Linked DNA regions of Mus musculus: region 2 is linked to region 1. The links are chromatin loops, found by intact Hi-C in ENCODE. Cell type or tissue: heart. All regions are shown on one strand. Each heading gives the region's core, and the rest is flanking DNA. Links, peaks and the distances in the headings are about the cores only. Region 1 holds the start of Lars2 (leucyl-tRNA synthetase, mitochondrial). Region 2 overlaps Clec3b (C-type lectin domain family 3, member b).

Region 1 (8,561 bases), core at 1,670-5,669:
CCACATGGTGACTCAAAACCATCTGTAATGGATCTGATGGTTTTCTTCTGGTGTGTCTGAAGACAACAGTGTACTCACATATTTAAAATAAATAAATCTTTTTTTAAAAAAAGAAAGAAAATATAGCTGGGCAGTGGTGGCGTATGCCTTTAATCCCAGCACTTAGGAGGCAGAGGCAGGTGGATTTCTGAGTTCGAGGCCAGCCTGGCCTACAAAGTAAGTTCCAGGATAGCCAGGGCTATACAGAGAAACCCTGTCTCGAAAAACCAAAAAAAAAAAAAAAAAAAAAAAAAAAAAAAGAAAGAAAGAAAGAAAAAGAAAATATAAAGGTAATTCATGCTGCAAACACCAAATACACAAAACCCTCACAGAAAAAAGGGAGGCCTCCAAAAGGCCAGTTAACACACACCCTTCCAACAGCATAGGAGACAGTGGAATCCCTCCCTCTAATTTATCTAGCATATCAATTGCTATCTCTCTGAACTCCAGAAGAACTCTAAGCACATCTTGACTTAGCTATGCACTCACATACCACAAGGGATCTGAGCGCAGGTCTCCCAGAAGGACTACAAATTCTGAACAAAATTAACATTTTTCATATGTATAGTTGTGTGCATGTGTGTACATGTGTGTTATGAGTTGTACAGACCCTTATAGGCTAAGCCAAGAAATAAACATTACTTAGAAAACTATGTATTCATTTGGTTTTTCGTTTGCCAAATACTTATTGAATGATATTAGGTCTACACACTGTTCCAAGCACTACAAACATAGCCAAGGAGTCCCAGGCTGGGTGTGTAAGACACAGAGCATATGCTTACCAAGTGCCAAGTCCTGGATTCTATCCATAGCAAAGAAAATCCCCTATCAGTTGGGTTTGGATATTCTAAAATAGGTCAATATGACTATATAGGAAATAGAATGAACTACATGAAGCTGGCTATCATCAATTCTATATGGCCAACTTTATATAAGGAAGGCAATTGCATTTCTTTTAGGGCTTAGATTTGTATATTATTAGAACTATCTATGTGAGTCAGGGATTTTATGGTTTTTCTTACTAAGTAAACATTCTGAAACCACAATAAGTCAAAGACTGTTAGCAGAAGGCACCCAGACAGATATTTAACATTTCCTTCCTACATGGCACATAAGGAGAGTATTCTGGACTATTCTTTTTCATAAATAAATAGTAATAGGAAAATAAAATACAAATTGACCTGAACTGCTGTTTGGGACTTGTTCCCCATCATGGTGGGTAAAGTGCCAACGGGCAATCATCAACAGGAGCAACACGAATGCACAGTAACACTTACTGCTGGCCGAACATGGTGCTTTACATTGCACCAGGCTCTCTAACGACTTCTCCTTTGCTTAAACCAATGAACTAAAAACCAGTAAAATAGATCGGAGTATATACAAGAATTTAAAGCTCATGATGAATGCTGGTAAATGGCTCAGCTGGTAAAGGCTCCTGCTACCAAACTTCACAACCCAAGTTTGATCCCTAAGACCACAGGGTGGAGAGGTGTGTCCCATGACCTTTGTACGTGGCCATGGCAGACATGCCTTCAAACAAATAAATAATGCAATTAAACTTCATAAAGAAAAACACATGCAGATCAGAAAGTAATAAGGAACTGTCTCTGTGGCTTAGGTGGCTCAGTGGGCAAAGTGCTTGCTACATAAGCATGAAGATCTACATTCAGATCCCCAGCACCCACATAAAAAGCCCTACATGTATGGTGGCACTGTGCTTCTATCCCCAGCACTGAGGGTGCGGCTTGTGGAAACAAGAAGACCCCTGGAGCTTGTTGACCACCTATGTTAGCCAATTACTGTTTCAGTTTCAGTGAAAAACTAATGTAGAGAGAGAGATAAAAGACATCTAACACTGGGGAGCTGGAAAGATGGCTTATTTTACAAGAGTACTACAGCTCCTACAGAGCACTCCCAGGGCAGCTCAAACAATCTATACCTCCAATTTAAGGGATCTGATGTCTCCTGACCTCCAAGGGTTTCTGCACACATATGATACACAGACATGAACTCAGGCACATACAAAAAGACACATAAAAGAATTAATTAAATAAATATAATTTTTAAACGTCAAACATTGACCTTTGGGCTCCAATGTGTGTACTTATGTATACACATATGTACATCCAAATGAAAACAAAAATAACAGAATATCACTATATAGCCCAGGCTAGCCTCTAATTTTGTTCTTTTGCCTCAGCCTCCTCATGGGATTACATGTGCACCACCACAACTCTGAAAATGATTGATTGCTCAATGTATTTGAGAAAAATTTAAATTAGGGCTCCAACGCAAGCCATAAACTGGCATAAATCCCACTGTTTTGAAGGGATGTGGGAATTTGAGACAGGGTTTCATCTAGCTCAGGCTGTCTTTGAACTAGCATTGCAGACAAAGATGACCTTGAACTCCTGATATCCCTGCTTCTGCCTTCCAAATGTTAGGCTTACAGGCACCACAAACCATCAAACTTAGTTAATAGGAATTTTTTAAAGTACCACAATTAATCGGTCTTACTCCAAAACCATGAAATATCTATATACCAAAAATGTGTAAGTTGGTGGGGTGAAACATGTTGGTAATCACAGCACTAAGGAGGCTGTGACAAGAGGATCTTAAGTCCAAGGCCAGCCTGAGTTACACAGGTACACAGTGAGATCCTGTCTTAAAGAAAAGAAAGAAAAAGTTTGAACAAATTGCTAAAGAGTAAACAATTTGCTGAAGAAAAGTATTTGTTCCAAACTACAATGACAAAAGGTTATACAACTCCATAAAGAGTTCACATATGAGGAAAGAACCCCAAAAACATGTTTAAAATAGGCAAAGATATAAGCATGGAAGTATATCGCAGTGGTAGAACACTTGCTTTGCAAGTCTAAAACTCTGGATTCAATCCACAGCACCAGAAAAGGGGGATTGGTGCCCCAAGTGAGGGATAAGACAGAGGACAAAAGCTAAGAAACATGAAAAAAAAATCAACTTTACAACTAATCAAAGAAATAAATACAATTAAATATCTTGCTTATAGTTTTAATGAAAACAATTATGTGTATACACTATTGGTAGATGCAAATTAAGAACACCTCTGAAGCAATTTGGCAATGTATGTATGCCAGAGGAGTTAAGAAACTGTGATGTCTCACACCTGGAATGCCAGTAGCTTGAGAGGCTGAGGTAGGAGGACTGTCAAGAGTTCCAGTACAACCTGGGCTACCATGAGCTGTAGGGAAGCCTGGGCTATACAGCGAGACTCTGTCTTTAAACAAACAAATAAAGAAGAGGCAGGAAAGATGGCACAGCAGTTAAGAGAGCACACCGCTCTTGTACAGGATCCCCGTTTGGTCCCCAGCACTCACAGTGGGTGACTCACAATGCCTATGATTCCAGCTTCAGGAAGATCTGATGCCTCTGGCCTATATGGGCACCCACACTCACACACACACACAATTAAAAACAAGTCTTAAAACAAAAGCAGATTTGTTAAGAAAATCCAAAGACTAGATATATAAAACAGATGCTCAGCACATCAGTTCAATACCCAGCACCAAAAACAAAATAAAACAAGTAAATACTGTAAATGTGGGGGCTGGAGATATAGCTTAGTGGTAGAGTAATTCCCTGACACTGTTTGAGGCCATTGGTTCCATCCTGAGCAATGCAAAATAAAAAATAAAAATAAACCCCAAACCCTTAGGCATAGGTCCAAGATCACCCTCAGACTCTCCACTAGGGGAAGAGACTAAGAACAAATTGTCTGTGCTCATGCCTATGAATTTACAGAACTTTTAGATTTCAACCATCTTCTGTTCTTTTTTTACTTACTAGGCACAGCTCTGGGCCATTTCAAGTACCTGTCTACTGAAGTCTTAATAGGCATTGCCTCTTCCTGGCATCAAAAGCAGCCATTTTAGCAGAGGTTGGTGTGGATACAAACAAAACGAGTAAGTTAACACACACCTCACCCCAACAAACATGTCTTCTAAAAACACAAATGTCAGCAGACATGTCTTGTAAAATACTAATGTTAAACACACACACACACACACACGCTACTTCTAATTTCCTGCAGGATCTCAGGCAAGTTATTTCGTATCTGGAACTCCACCTTCTCTGTAAGCTGTGAGCCTGTTAAGATCCAGGCGACTTGTGAAGACCTGCGGGTCCTAATTAATACTGTGGGTCCCCCAAAGATGTAGTACTGATGGTCCTTTTCTGGGTCCAAACCCCCAACCCCGAAGAGAAGATCCAGGCACCCGGGGGGAGGTGAGTAGTAGAGGAGAATTCGAATACAAAGCCATGTGAAGATGTGCGTTCTCCGAGCAAGAGTCCGGAGCTGTCAACAGGGTCCATGGCTGAAAGAGCCTATAGACTAGAATCTCGGAGCTTTTCCCATTTTGTCAAACTCCAAGGTCCCGGGACTCCCGAGCCTGTCCGCACCTTCAGCTCCGGGGGCTAAGCGGGGCTTGTCTCTCGTCTTCCTGAGCCCCAGGCGGGGCTTTCTGCGCTCAGGCTCTGTCTGGCCAGCTGCTACCTTCTGCCTCGTTCCCCAAGCATTACACGAGCAAGACCCAGCCAGTCACTCTGGGCGCCGCCATGTTGGCAAAACAACAACTTTATCGAAAGGGGAGGCCGCGGACACAGACAGGAGAGGCGGAGCCAAGAGGGAAAGGCGAGATGCGGGAGAGACAGCGCTGACTCCGCCCCCAAGCTGCTCGCCCAGGGCTGACCCCGCCCAGGCCTCGCCCTCTACGCCTGCTATCGGTACAAATTCTGCTTACCGGATTGTCCCGGTCTTACAATTAGAACAGAAACGAGGGAGATGCTAAAGGATGAAGTGACAGGTGGTTAAAAGAGCTCTGGGGTGGTTCAAGGCCAGGGTTTGAATCTCAGCGTCACAGAAGCTGCTACTGGGCTGGCTTGTCTGACTTTTTGATCCATTATGGGCCTGGTGAGGATTGAAGCACTTTTCATCCATCATATCAGGTGATCTTCTAGCCCCAGGAGGAGAATTACCTAGCCCGGAGTAGAGCGGGGAACAAAATGTACTGACAGGAAAACAAGCTGTCTGACCTCCTTCCTTATGGGGTTAATGTGCCCCATCGCCCAGCACGCACTGCATGGAGCAAGAGCTTCTTGCCTTGTAATAAATCAAGGAATTGCAAAGGAACAATGGTGTAATTACACTCTATCTTTTAAAGGAAGAATCTTTTTAAGGCCACATGTGAGAAGTGTACTGAGATTTGCAAATAGTGCAAAATGGTTGCTATCCAGTAATAGCGGGGGGGTGGGGGGGGAGGGGGGAAACAATGTCTGAGTGCCATCTCTTCCTACAGGGCTAAAATCAATTGTAGCTTCACAGACAATCCATCCCGTCACTGTATGTATAATCTCCATCTTAGTTTCTGTCCTTACATGGGTCAATGCAGTCCATAAGGAGACCAGCAGGGGTGTACACTCCTACAGAATAAAACTTCATTCTGTGTGCCACCCAGGAAACATAGGAAGCTTTTGTCCATTTCCAAGACTTCAACGACGACAACAAAAACAGTCTCCTGATCATTTAAAGCTCAAAACACCAGGTTGTTCTAGACCAGCATCAAACCTCACCTGGAAACCAATTCTGTGCCACCATTGCCCTGATACAGTTCACACTAGGTTTCCACTGCACTGGCTTCCCATCCCCCACCCCCAGAAGTGCCCTCCTTCAATTTCAGCTGACTCTCCCCATACTCTTTCCCCCCACACAACCCCCTCCCATCCTCACCCACCCCCCCAATCCTCCCATAAAATCTAATCTACCTTCCCAGGTCGGTTCCTATGTCTCCCAAGACCCCTCCTCTTTACATAACCTCTCTGTTTCTAGATTGTAGCTTGATTATCATTTACTTAATGGCTAAAATCCTAAAATCCCCTTATAAGTAAATACATACCATATTTATCTTTCAGATTCTGGGTTACATCACTTGGGGTTTTTTTTTTTTTTTCTAGATCCATCCATTTGCTTGCAAATTTCATGATGTCACTTTTTTTTTTTTTTTTTTTTTTTTTACAGCAAATACTCCATTGTGAAAATGCACCACATTTTCTTTATCCATCCTTCTATTGAGGGACATATGGATTGTTTCCAGTTTCTGGCTACTATGAAAAAAACAACAATGAACATGGTTGAGCAAGTATCCTTGAGGTAGGATAGAACATGCTTTGGGTATAAGCCCAAGAGTGGTACGCTGGGTCTTGAGGTAGATGGATTCCCAATTTTCTGAGAAATCAATATATTGATTTCCATAGTAGCTATACAGGTTTGCACTCCCATGATGGAAGAGGGTTCCCTTGTTCCACATTCTGGCCAACATGAACTGTCACTTGTGTTATTGATCTTAGCCGTTCAGACAGGTATAAGAAGGAAGTAGTTTTGATTTAGCATTTCCTTAAGAGTTTCTCAGCCATTTTAGACTACTCTATTGAGAACTCTCTGTTTAGATCTGTACCTCATTCTTGAATTGAATTGTTGGGTTTTTTTGTTTTTGTTTTTCTTTTATTGTTTTTCTGGTTTTTTTGTTTGTTGTTTGTTTGTTTGTTTGTTTTTTGATATCTAGTTTCTTGGGCCCTTTATGTATTTTGGATATTAGTCCTCTATCATATGTGGAGTTGGTAAAAATCTTTTCCAATTCTGTGCCCTCCTCCCAGCCTTGAGCAGGCTGCTCAGACCTGGCTTGCCACAGTGCTAGTCCACCTAGGGTGGAGTCTTCTGACCTGGGTAAAGTCTTTTGACTGCCACGTCTGTGGTTTCCTCAGCTGAGAGGCTGAACCTGTTCTCCTGACACTATCCTGACAAAGCAACAAGATCCTGGCGTGGTAGGGGATGGGTCCCCCCCTTTATAAGCTCAGACTCTTAAGTAAACATTGGCCTTGATCAGAACTTTGTCTTGGCTCGTTATTTCTCTCGCAGCCTTTCCCATCCAAAACCCCATGTTTCCTTTCAGGAACCCGGGAACCTGTGGTCGCTGGTGGCTACAGTCTCCTTTGTTTCACAGAAGCTTTTCAGTTTCATGAGGTCCAATTTATTAATTGTTGATCTAGTGACTGCATTATTGGTGCTCTGTTCAGAAAGCCATCTATTACACCAAGGCATTCAAGGCTATTCCCCACTGTCTTCCCTATCAGGTTCAATGTATCTGGTATTATGCTGAGATCTTTGATCCACTTGGACTTGAGTTTTATACAGAGTGATACATATGGTTATATTTGCATTCTTCTACATGCAGATATCCAGTTTAACTAGCACCATTTGTTGAAGATGCTGTCTTTTTTCCACTGTGTATTTCTGGCTTCTTTATCAAAAAACCAGGTGTCCATAAGTGTATGAATTTATGTCTGGATCTGCAATTTGATTCCATTGATCAACACATCTGTTTATATGCTTTGAAATTGAGAATGGTGGGGCATCCAGCAGTTCTTTTATTGTTCAAGATTGTCTTAGCTATCCTAGGATTATTTTTGTTTGTTTGTTTGTTTTTCTATATGGATTTGAGAATTGTCCTTCCAATGTCTGTAAAGAATTGAGTTGGAATTTGATAGGGATTACATTGAATCTATAGATTGCTTTTGGTAGGATGGCCATTTTTACTATGTTAATCCTACCAATCCTTGAGCATTCGAGATCTTTCCATCTTCTGCTATCATCTTCAATTTCTTTCTCCAAAGAATTGGAAGTTTTTATCATACAAATCTTTTATTTGCTTAGTTAGAGTTACCCCAAGGTATTTTATATTATTTGAGGCTATTGTGAGAGATATTGCTTCCCTGATTTCTTTTCCAATTCATTTATCATATATATATGGAAGAACTACTGACTATTTTTAGGTTAATCTTGTTTCCAGCTACTTTGCTGAAAGTGTTTATCAGCTGTAGGGAGTTTCCTACTGAATTTTTTAGGGTCACTTATGTATACTTTGGGGGAAAAAGTATCTGCAAATAATGATGCTTAGACTTGTTCCTTTCCAAATTGCATCCCCTTAATCTCTTGCAGTTGTTTTATTGCTCTAGTTAAAATTTTGACTGCTGTATTAAAAAGATCTGGAGAGGGTGGACAGCCTTGTCTTGTTTCTGCTTTTAGTGGAATTGCATTGAGTATCTCTCCATTTCATTTGCTGTTGGCTATCAGCTTGCTATACATTGCCTTAATTATGTTTAAGTATGTCCCTTGTATCCCTGATATCTCCAAGACTCTTAACATAAAGGGGTATTAAATTCAATCAAAGGCCTTTTCTGCATCTAATGAGATGATCATGTGGGGTTTTTTTCTTTGTTTATATGGTAGATTACATTTACTGATTTTTGTTTGTTGAACCATCCAATCATCTTTAAGACAAAGCCTACTTGATAATGGTGGATGATGTTTTTGATGTGTTCCTGGATTCAGTTTGCAAGTATTTTATTAAGTATTTTTGCATCTATGTTCATAAGGAAGATTGGTCTGTAAGTCTCTTTCTTTGTTGACTATGTGTCATTTGGATATCAGG
Region 2 (8,561 bases), core at 2,588-6,587, 210 kb after region 1:
CTATTACCTAACCAGCTGGGACCAGTGTGGCTAATACAGATCACAGCCTTAGTCCTGGTCTGTTGCTGTCAAGAGACACCATGACAATAGCAACTCTCAGAAGAGAACACATTTAATTGGGGCTTGTTTATAGTCTCAGAGGTTTGGTCCATTATCATCATGGCAGGGACATGGTGACATGTAGTCTGACACTGTGCTGGAGAAGTACCTGAACATTCTACATCCTCCAACAAGGCCACACCTACCCCAGCAAAGCCACACCTACCCAGCAAGGCCACACCCACCCCAGCAAGGCCACACCTCCTAATCCTCCCAAGTAGTGTCACTCCCTGATGACTAAACACTCACTCTCTCCAGGCCGGCTCATCTGCAACCCCCACATACAGAGTCAGCTCCAGGCAAGGTGCAGGGGGGCCTGCTCTCCCAAGTGCTGCAGCAGGTGAGGTGAGGGCCAGTTCTCCTTGGGGCCAGCTCTCCTGTCTGCCATAGGTGACAAGGGGCGAGGAGGGTGGTATCACTCCCATGCCCATGTCACCACATAGCAGACAAGGTGTAGGGCCAGCTCTCCCAAGTGCTGCAGCTGGTGAGGGCCAGGGACAGCTCTCCTGCTCTCACTACCCCAGGGCCATATCTCCTATCAAAGATGGTGAAGGGTGAGGTGGGGGAGGAGGGTATCTCTCATCCACGCCACCACACAGGAGATGAGTGGTGAGCTCAGGTCTCCTACAATCTTATCCTCAGGGGCTGACTTGCTCGAAGCTCCAGAAATGTGGAGTACAGAAACTGGCCAGGGGCGGGGTCAGCTCTCCTGATCTCATGACCCCAGGGCCAGCTCTCCCACGATGCCCAGGTGAGGGGTGGGGCCAGTTCTGCACAGCCCTCAGACATCAACATGTTTCCAGGCAGCCCAAACCAGGGACCTCTGCCTGGCCTTTGGTGGTAACAGACCCCTGTTGCTGCAGGGCCACAGACCTGGACGCTAGTGGCAGCACAGGCCAGGATCCCACCATGGTCTCTGGTGGCATTGCTGGATATTCACAACAAGCTTTTCCTCACTACCCTCAAGTCTCCAGTTCTGCCTCTCTCCATTGTGCCCACGTCCTTCTGTTTCTCTTTCTCTTTCATTTCTCCACCATTTACTTGCTCCTCTTAGTGGTGCCTGGGGTCTCTTGAGTGTCTGGAGTCATCTCAGGAGTGGCCTCAGGAGTGCAGTGTCCTATTCTTGCATTATGGTGCTGGGCAGGGGTCATCTCAGGCTTGTTTTCTTCAGGGAGTGTTAGGCTACTAATCATTCAGATATTTCCAGGTCAGAACGATGAGCATAGACACAGCCTCTCTCCTCTCTGCCACCTACTGATGCACATGTGACACAGGAGCCACTCACTGCAACACTTCTAGGGGAAAAGGTACAAGTTTCTTAATCACTGGATCTGTTCAGGGCCTGCAAGAGGCAGATGCTGAGATGGGGTCGTATGTGAGGGAGATTTCAAAAAGGAAGTGGCTGCGAAGAAAGGGGTGGGGGAGCCTATATCATGAGAAACAGAGAAATGCAAGGGAATGTGGCTGTTTTATATTTATTTATTTTTGAGATAAGTCTCTTTATGTCAGCCAGGGAAGAATTAAACTTGCAGTCTTCCTATATCTGCTTACCAAAGGATAGGATTTCAGGGTGTCTGATCCTGGATCGAAGCTGAGACTTTGTTTTGTTTGCTTTGTTTGGTTTTGTTTTGCTTGGCTTTACAAGACAGATTTTTTGCTGTGTAACCCTGGCTGTCCTGGAACTCACTGTCCAGACTGGCCTCCAACTCAGAGATCTGTGTCTGCCTTCCTAGTTCTGGGATTAAAGATGTGTGCCATCATGTCTGACTCAGCAAGAGATTTTTGTTGTTGTTTGTTCGTTTGTTTGTTTTTCAAGACAGGGTTTCTCTGTGTAGCCTTAGCTGTCCTGGAACTTACTCTATAAGCCAGGCTGGCCTCAAACTCAGAACTCAGAGGTCTGGCTGCCTCTGAGAGGTTTTTAAGAGCCTCCATTATATATCCTGAGTTTTAATGTAGGAATGTGCTTTCCTGATAATTCATATTAAAGGACAGAATTGAAATCTTAATCATAAACCATCTTAGCTAGTGCTTCATGGGTCTTTCAGTGGCTCCCTTCATCAGGGGTGATTTGGGGCCACAGGTCACATTGGCCATGTTTTCAGACAATATAGTTGTCCAAATGGGAGCAGCTACTGATGTTTTGGGTGGGCAGAGGTCAAGAACACTGCTAACAGCCTTCAACACACAGAATGCCCCATACCCAAGTGTCCACTCAGCCAGCAACAGCAACAGTGCTGAGGTTCAGGAGCTCTTCTTGGCTTCTAGGACCTTTTGCAAGAAAACCAGTGGAATAGGCATCTTGAGTGGGCATCAAGTGAGGGACATTCTACAAAGACCTGCTCGGTAGACATCTGCATTGTGAGCTTCCCCATGGAGAAGCTCGCTGAGCCAATCCAGTAGAGCAGAGCTCAGACAGCCCTGACCTAATACAGAGCAGCTGAAGTCAGGCTGCCTGAAGAATAACTTCTGTTCAGAGTTTTGCTGAAACTGGAGAAGTCTCACTCGGTGCCTGCAGAATCACAACCTGTTACTGATTGAAATGACAAGCACCCCACCACACACATACCTTGCAGAAGTTACAAAAACAATTCACAAAAGGCTTGGACGTTAAGCCCTGATGCCAAGCAAAATACTTTGCACTCAGTGACATCCAAGGCAGACATGCTCACGCCTGTCCAGCCATCCTGTCAGTGGAGTTTGGAATTTGAATTTTCTTTATTCAGAATTTTCCGAGTTTTGTCAACGGTCAGTAGAAAAGTTCCTCATAAACACTGGATAGAAACAGTGAGAGAACATTCTAGAAGTCTGCATATTGACATCTCAGAGACATTCCACCTAGAAAGTATGACCTGGAGAAATTAAAAAGAATGATTGCTGTTGTTTAAACTATAAAACACGTTAAGGACACCTCTAACTCCTATGCTCTGTGTTTCCAGTGCACATAAGCATCAGCTCTCGGGGAACCGTGGAACACTGTGGATGTCAGAGCACTACACGGACTAGATGGAGCCTGGATTCCAACTCTGTCCACTTTGTTCTCAGATGGTATCTGATATGCAAAAGGTTCTGCCCAGGCAATGAGACAGCATTGCCTGGATCTCCTATGACATCAGGGGTTAGGTCACCCGTGGGAAGCACATGAGGGTGGAGGCAGAAATATTTCCTCCTCATCTCTGCACTCTAGATGGTATATTCTATGGAGGCTGTGTCCTTCACTCAGACACATCTGTGGATCCACTCCACAACCACAACCCGGTCCTTCTGCCTCCCTGGCTACTCCTTGCTTTTGTAGAGTTCAGAGGACTACATTTTCACTTTGGCTGGCCCTGCCTTTGAGCTTGGCTCTAGCAGCCCAGTGTTCTCTATTGCAAATGGAACAGAAGAAACCACGGTTTTGAGTCTGTGTCTTCCCCCAAGGCCACAGGACTAGAAAGCTGCAGAGTTGGACTCTAAGTCAAGAATTCCTTCCTAACCCAGAGCTACTACTGTAAAAGAACTAAAAAGCTAGTTCATGGTTTACCCAGTTAAGAAAACCCTAACATTTAGAGCAAGCTCAAATTACCCTTGCTATTGACCTGGTATTTAAACTTGCCTGTCTTCATCCAAAACCACTTTCCTACTACATTGCTTAGCTTTGTTTGTTTGTTTGTTTGTTTATTATGTATATGAGTATTTTGCCTGTATGTACATCTGCACACCAGAAGAGGGCATCGGATTCCAAGGAACTACAGTTACCGGTAGTGGTGAGTAGCCATGTGTGAGCTGGGACTTGAACTCAGGAGCTCTGGAAGAGCAGCCAGTGGTCCTAAACACTAAGCCATCTCTCCAGCCCAGCTTAGCGCTACTCTTAACACAAAAATAGAAGAGCAACTCGAAGGACCAAGACCAACCTCGTCCTATTGTCTCTGAACTTCAAAACCCAAGAATTACACCACAGGAGCTGGGTGGGTGGGGAAGAGCGAGCAAGGCAGGTGCTTGGCCATCTTAGGCCCCGGGTTTAGGCTAGTGGACTGTTTGGAGGCGTACTTTGCACCCAGCTGCTTTCTACAGAGGACAGAATCTCACAGAGTTCATCTTCAGCCAGCTGAGAGACCTTAACCTTTCCTGTAGCAATGTAAAGAGTTGTATTAGTGTAGCTGTATTCACAGTGCATGAGACAACAGCGCCTCTTGGTGGAGAAGGAGGGAGTTGTTCTGAGAGTGGGTTTATCCAACTTGATATAACAACCTATGCTCATGGGTCACTGGCTCGTGAAAAGCAAGTAAGGAAGAAACTGGCATCAGGCCTCAGAAATAACCCGAAAACTCCGAATGGAATTGTATTTTTATACAATTCTGTATTTCCAATCACAAACACACCAACACCAAGTGCTGTCTCCCCTTTTAAATTCATTCATTCATTCATTCATTCATTCATTCATTCATTCTGTGTGTTTATGTTTCGCTGGAGTTTAAACCCAAAGTCTTAGGCATGCTAAGCAATCATTACAACACTGAACTACAGCTACAACAAATGCCTCCACCGGCACTTGCGAAAAATAAAAATGGAAACTGTTGGGGTGACTAAATTGGTAGGACTGAAAACTGTTTTATGACAGTGTTGAAACCTCAGAGACTTTTAAGGTACAGGTCAAAAGGGTTTCATCATTGGAAAGTATCTTGTATAGTGATCAGCTAACAACTTAGGCTCTTTGCAAAGGATTGAAAAGTAACAAATTAGCAAAATGATTCTCAGTGGGTCTTAGAGCAGCCCACCACGGGAAGATCGGGGGTTGGCCTTTGCGGAGGGAGGATTTCCTGAATGAAACCTGGAACTCAAACCCAGAGTCGACCTGGACAATGCAATGTTTCTTTCTTTAAAAAGAAAGAGAGGGAGGGAGGGAGGGAGGGAGGGAGGGAGGGAGGAAGGAAGGAAGGAAGGAAGGAAGGAAGGAAGGAAGGAAGGAAGACACAGCTGGGAGGTCAGGTGGACTGAGTTTGGAGTGCGCAGGTGTTCTAACCCTGAAACACTACAAGCTGATGAACAGGAAATCATTCTCTTTGCCACACTGCCCTCTTCCGATGGAAAAAGGCAATGTTTATCACCTGCCTAGATCGCCTTTCTACCAAGACCCACAGCTTCTTGGGAACAGCACGATTTCCATAATGGTGGTTAAAGAAATCTGACCAGAACTCTTTGGAATCAGAGCTCTTAGCTGGCTGACCATCCCGAGAACAGGCTTCACTCTTAACACTAACAGCTGTGGCTCCTCACTCTGCCCATGACTTGAATCCCATACAACGATGTCCCAGTGCTAGGCAGTCTGGTGGTGACATATACAGCTCCATACAAGCTTTCTCCTGCCCCAGTCAATCACACTATCATCAGAGCTGGGTCCACAGAGGTGGTCTAGGCCAGGTCACACTATAAGCCACTTGAGGAAGGGGAGGCATGAGGCTACTGTGTTTCATTTTTGGAGAGTTCTCGTCATGTGAGACCAGTATTCCATGGTGGTGGGAAGGCCCAGGCCTGTAGAATCAGCCCGGTTATAACAACACATACTGTCCTGGGTGAAAAAAAAATAAACCAGACTACATATAAGTTCCTGCAGTATGGTAGGCTCAGTGATTCTCTGTGCTGATAAGAAGCAATGTGGAACCCCTGGCTGGCTGTAAGCAGTGGGAGGGAAAGGAACACACTAGCCAGGCAGTGTTGGCAACTGTTATATTTGGCTCCTGGACCAGCCTCCTGGGACAATAGAGGCAGATGGGAATCTTCTTGGGAAGGCTTGATACTCCACTCATCCTTTACTCCACAAAAGCCCCCTGCATGCCTATGTTTCTCCCAGATGGATCCCCAACAAGAGAAGGGATAGCCCCACCCCATATCCCAAACATGCCTGCCAGAATTGGAGTGTGTGTTGTAGTCCAGCAGAGGGAATTAGTCTCTACAGAAAGCAGACTGGAAATGTGACTAAGGCTCTCCTGGGTTTGGGGCCAGGCTCCTGGGATCTTCTTCCCGCCCTAATCTGCCGACCAGCCAACTTCAGGAATTCTTTTTTTTTTTTTTTTTTTTTTTTTTTTTAAGATTTATTTATTTATTATATGTAAGTACACTGTAGCTGTCTTCAGACACTCCAGAAGAGGGCATCAGATTTCGTTATGGATGGTTGTGAGCCACCATGTGGTTGCTGGGATTTGAGCTCGGGACCTTCAGAAGAGCAGTCGGCGCTCTTAACCACTGAGCCATCTCGCCAGCCCCCAACTTCAGGAATTCTGCACCAACTTTATTTGCAAAAACCAAGCAGAGAGAGGAACAGAAGGTCTCCCCGCCCCTCTGGGCCCTGCAACAACTTGTCTCTCCCTGAGAACCACCAGGCCCGCCCCACTCACCAATGTTCAGCTCAGCCCCAACGCCCCCCCACCCCACCCCGCCCATATAGCAAGCTCACAAGCCCCACCCTTCAACAGCCTTCTGCTCTTTGTGGTTCACACCCCTCCCTGGCCCAGGCCCAGCCCCTCCGCTCCGGGCTGGGCTAGTAGCGGCTGTACTACACAATGGCAAACTGGCAGATGTAGGGCAACTGATCGCGGCATCGCTTGTCGAACCACTTGCCGTTGGCTGCGCCAGACAGGGCGGCGCAGTTCTCGGCTTTGCCGCCGTCGGGTTGCGTCGTGATCTCCGTCTCCCAGTTCTTGTAGGCCAGGAGGCCGCCGGTCATGTCCACCCAGGCGCCTTCCGCGGCCATGTCGTTGAGGCCCAGCCAGATGTTCGCATCGTTGCCCACGCTGTGGCGCGCGTACTCGAACAGCGCCTCGTTCTCTAGCTCTGACTGCGGGGTGCCCAGCGTGCCCCCTTGCGAGATGCAGTCCTCGCTCGCCTCATGGAAGGTCTTCGGTTGGGTGAAGGCCAGGAGGCACTTCAAGTTCACCTTGGTGCCCTTCAGGCACACTGAAGGGAGAGATGGCTGTCACAGAAGGTTTGGATGCTCCGAGGCCAAGAGACCTCTTCCAGGCTGACTCCCACCCTTCACCCCATCCCATCCATCTCCTGAAGCCTGCTTGCTCTCGCCTCAGGACCCTGCTGTGGCAGACCCTGAAGAGCCCAGTAAGAAGGGACATGGTGCCCTGCTCCTGGAATGGACACACCTCTGCTGCAAAGGGCGACCTAGCCAGGGTCACTGACTTCCAGAGATAAAGGGAGTGAAGAAGTCACCTGGTCCCTGATAGTTTCCCCTCCCTGGGATCAAGCTACTAGCTCATACTGCTAGACATTTACCTACTAGAACTAGAGACCCCACTCTGGTTACTTAGTATCTACCACTCCTGTCTGAGGGCCAGCAAGCTTCTACACAGGGGATCAACACAGGGGACCTCTGCTCAGACCAGGTCCCTGGCTGGGTGAGTGGAACTGGGACTTCAGGAGCATTTGTGGAAAAAAAAAAAAAAAGATGGTAAGGAATGGCCATTTCAAAAACTACTCTAAACTAGAGTGTTCAGTGCAACACTGGTCTCCCAGGTTAGGAGGAAGGTGCCCATGGTGAGCTTGATGTTGCAGCTTGTGTTTAGCTTAATTTCTGCATCAGACAGATGGAGTGTGTGGTTTTTGCTGCGGGGTCACATATGTCAGAGCTCCATATTGGCCCTGCCCCTTGCACTTAGCCATTCCACCCAGCGAATATTAAAGAGAAACATTCCCATGTCCCTGAGGGATTTGACAGCTAGGCCTCATAGAAGTGTTTAGTCACAGACTCTAAAGCACACCCACAACACACAGATGCATCGTATACACAGCCCAGAGCCAAGCACACACAAGGTATGCTCACGGCACACTATAGAACAGAGCAAGGTCACAGGGTGGGTAGAGAATGAGAATAGACACATGCAAGATGACCGTGATGGAGAGGGACAACTAACTTGAAAGAGGACTGGCCTGGCAGAGTGGATGTCCAGTCTGTTTAGGCTTCCCCAAGCAAGAAAGTAAAAGCTGGCTCTCCTGGCCACTAGAGTGCCCAAGCTATGAGGCCCTGGTCCTGCTTTGCCACTCCCCAGCTGGGTGACCATGAGAATCCCTCTGCCTCAGACCATCTTTTATTTTTTTAATATTTTATTTTTAGAAGTTTTTTATGTGTATATACATGTACCTGTGTGAGTGTATATCACATCTGTGTGGGGTTGTCCTCAGGACAGAAGGCATTAAATCCCTTGGAGCTAGAATTATAGATGGCTATGAGTCACTATGTGGGTGCTGGGAACTGGTTCAGGTTCTATGGAGAAGCAGTTAGTGCTCTCAATGACTAAGCCATCTCTCCAGCTCCAAGATTTTATTTTTTTTATTTATCTTATTATTATTTGTTTTTGTTTTTGAGATAGAGTCTCACTGTATGACCCTGAGTAGCCTGGATCTCATTTTGTAGACCAGGCTAGCCTTGAGCTCACAGAGATTCGCCTACATCTGCCTCCTGAGTGTTGGGATTAAAGACA

Evidence for each region. Peaks named below come from ENCODE experiments on the same cell type or tissue, not always from the same donor. Only the 100,000 strongest peaks of a DNase experiment are listed, where the experiment ranks them.
Region 2: a loop joins it to region 1, with 1.8 times the contacts of the local background. A loop is called at or near these places in 5 of 42 quality-filtered maps.

The regions. Positions count from the first base shown.
Region 1 is chr9:123,363,023-123,371,583 of GRCm38, reverse strand. Lars2 (leucyl-tRNA synthetase, mitochondrial) reads right to left here and starts at 4,657. Exons shown (of 21, transcript NM_153168.3): 1 at 4,477-4,657. In heart, for the core only: a CTCF peak has its summit at 3,787; a DNase peak (open chromatin) is centred at 4,683; H3K4me3 peaks cover 1,809 bases; H3K27ac peaks cover 1,179 bases.
Region 2 is chr9:123,155,215-123,163,775 of GRCm38, reverse strand. It overlaps Clec3b (C-type lectin domain family 3, member b), which reads right to left. Exons shown (of 3, transcript NM_011606.2): 3 at 6,344-7,029. The coding sequence ends at 6,629. Gm23323 (a small nucleolar RNA gene) reads right to left here and starts at 1,405; the gene lies at 1,273-1,405. In heart, for the core only: CTCF peaks have their summits at 4,274 and 5,169; DNase peaks (open chromatin) are centred at 4,195, 5,385, 5,895 and 6,585; H3K4me3 peaks cover 208 bases; H3K27ac peaks cover 61 bases; H3K27me3 peaks cover 483 bases.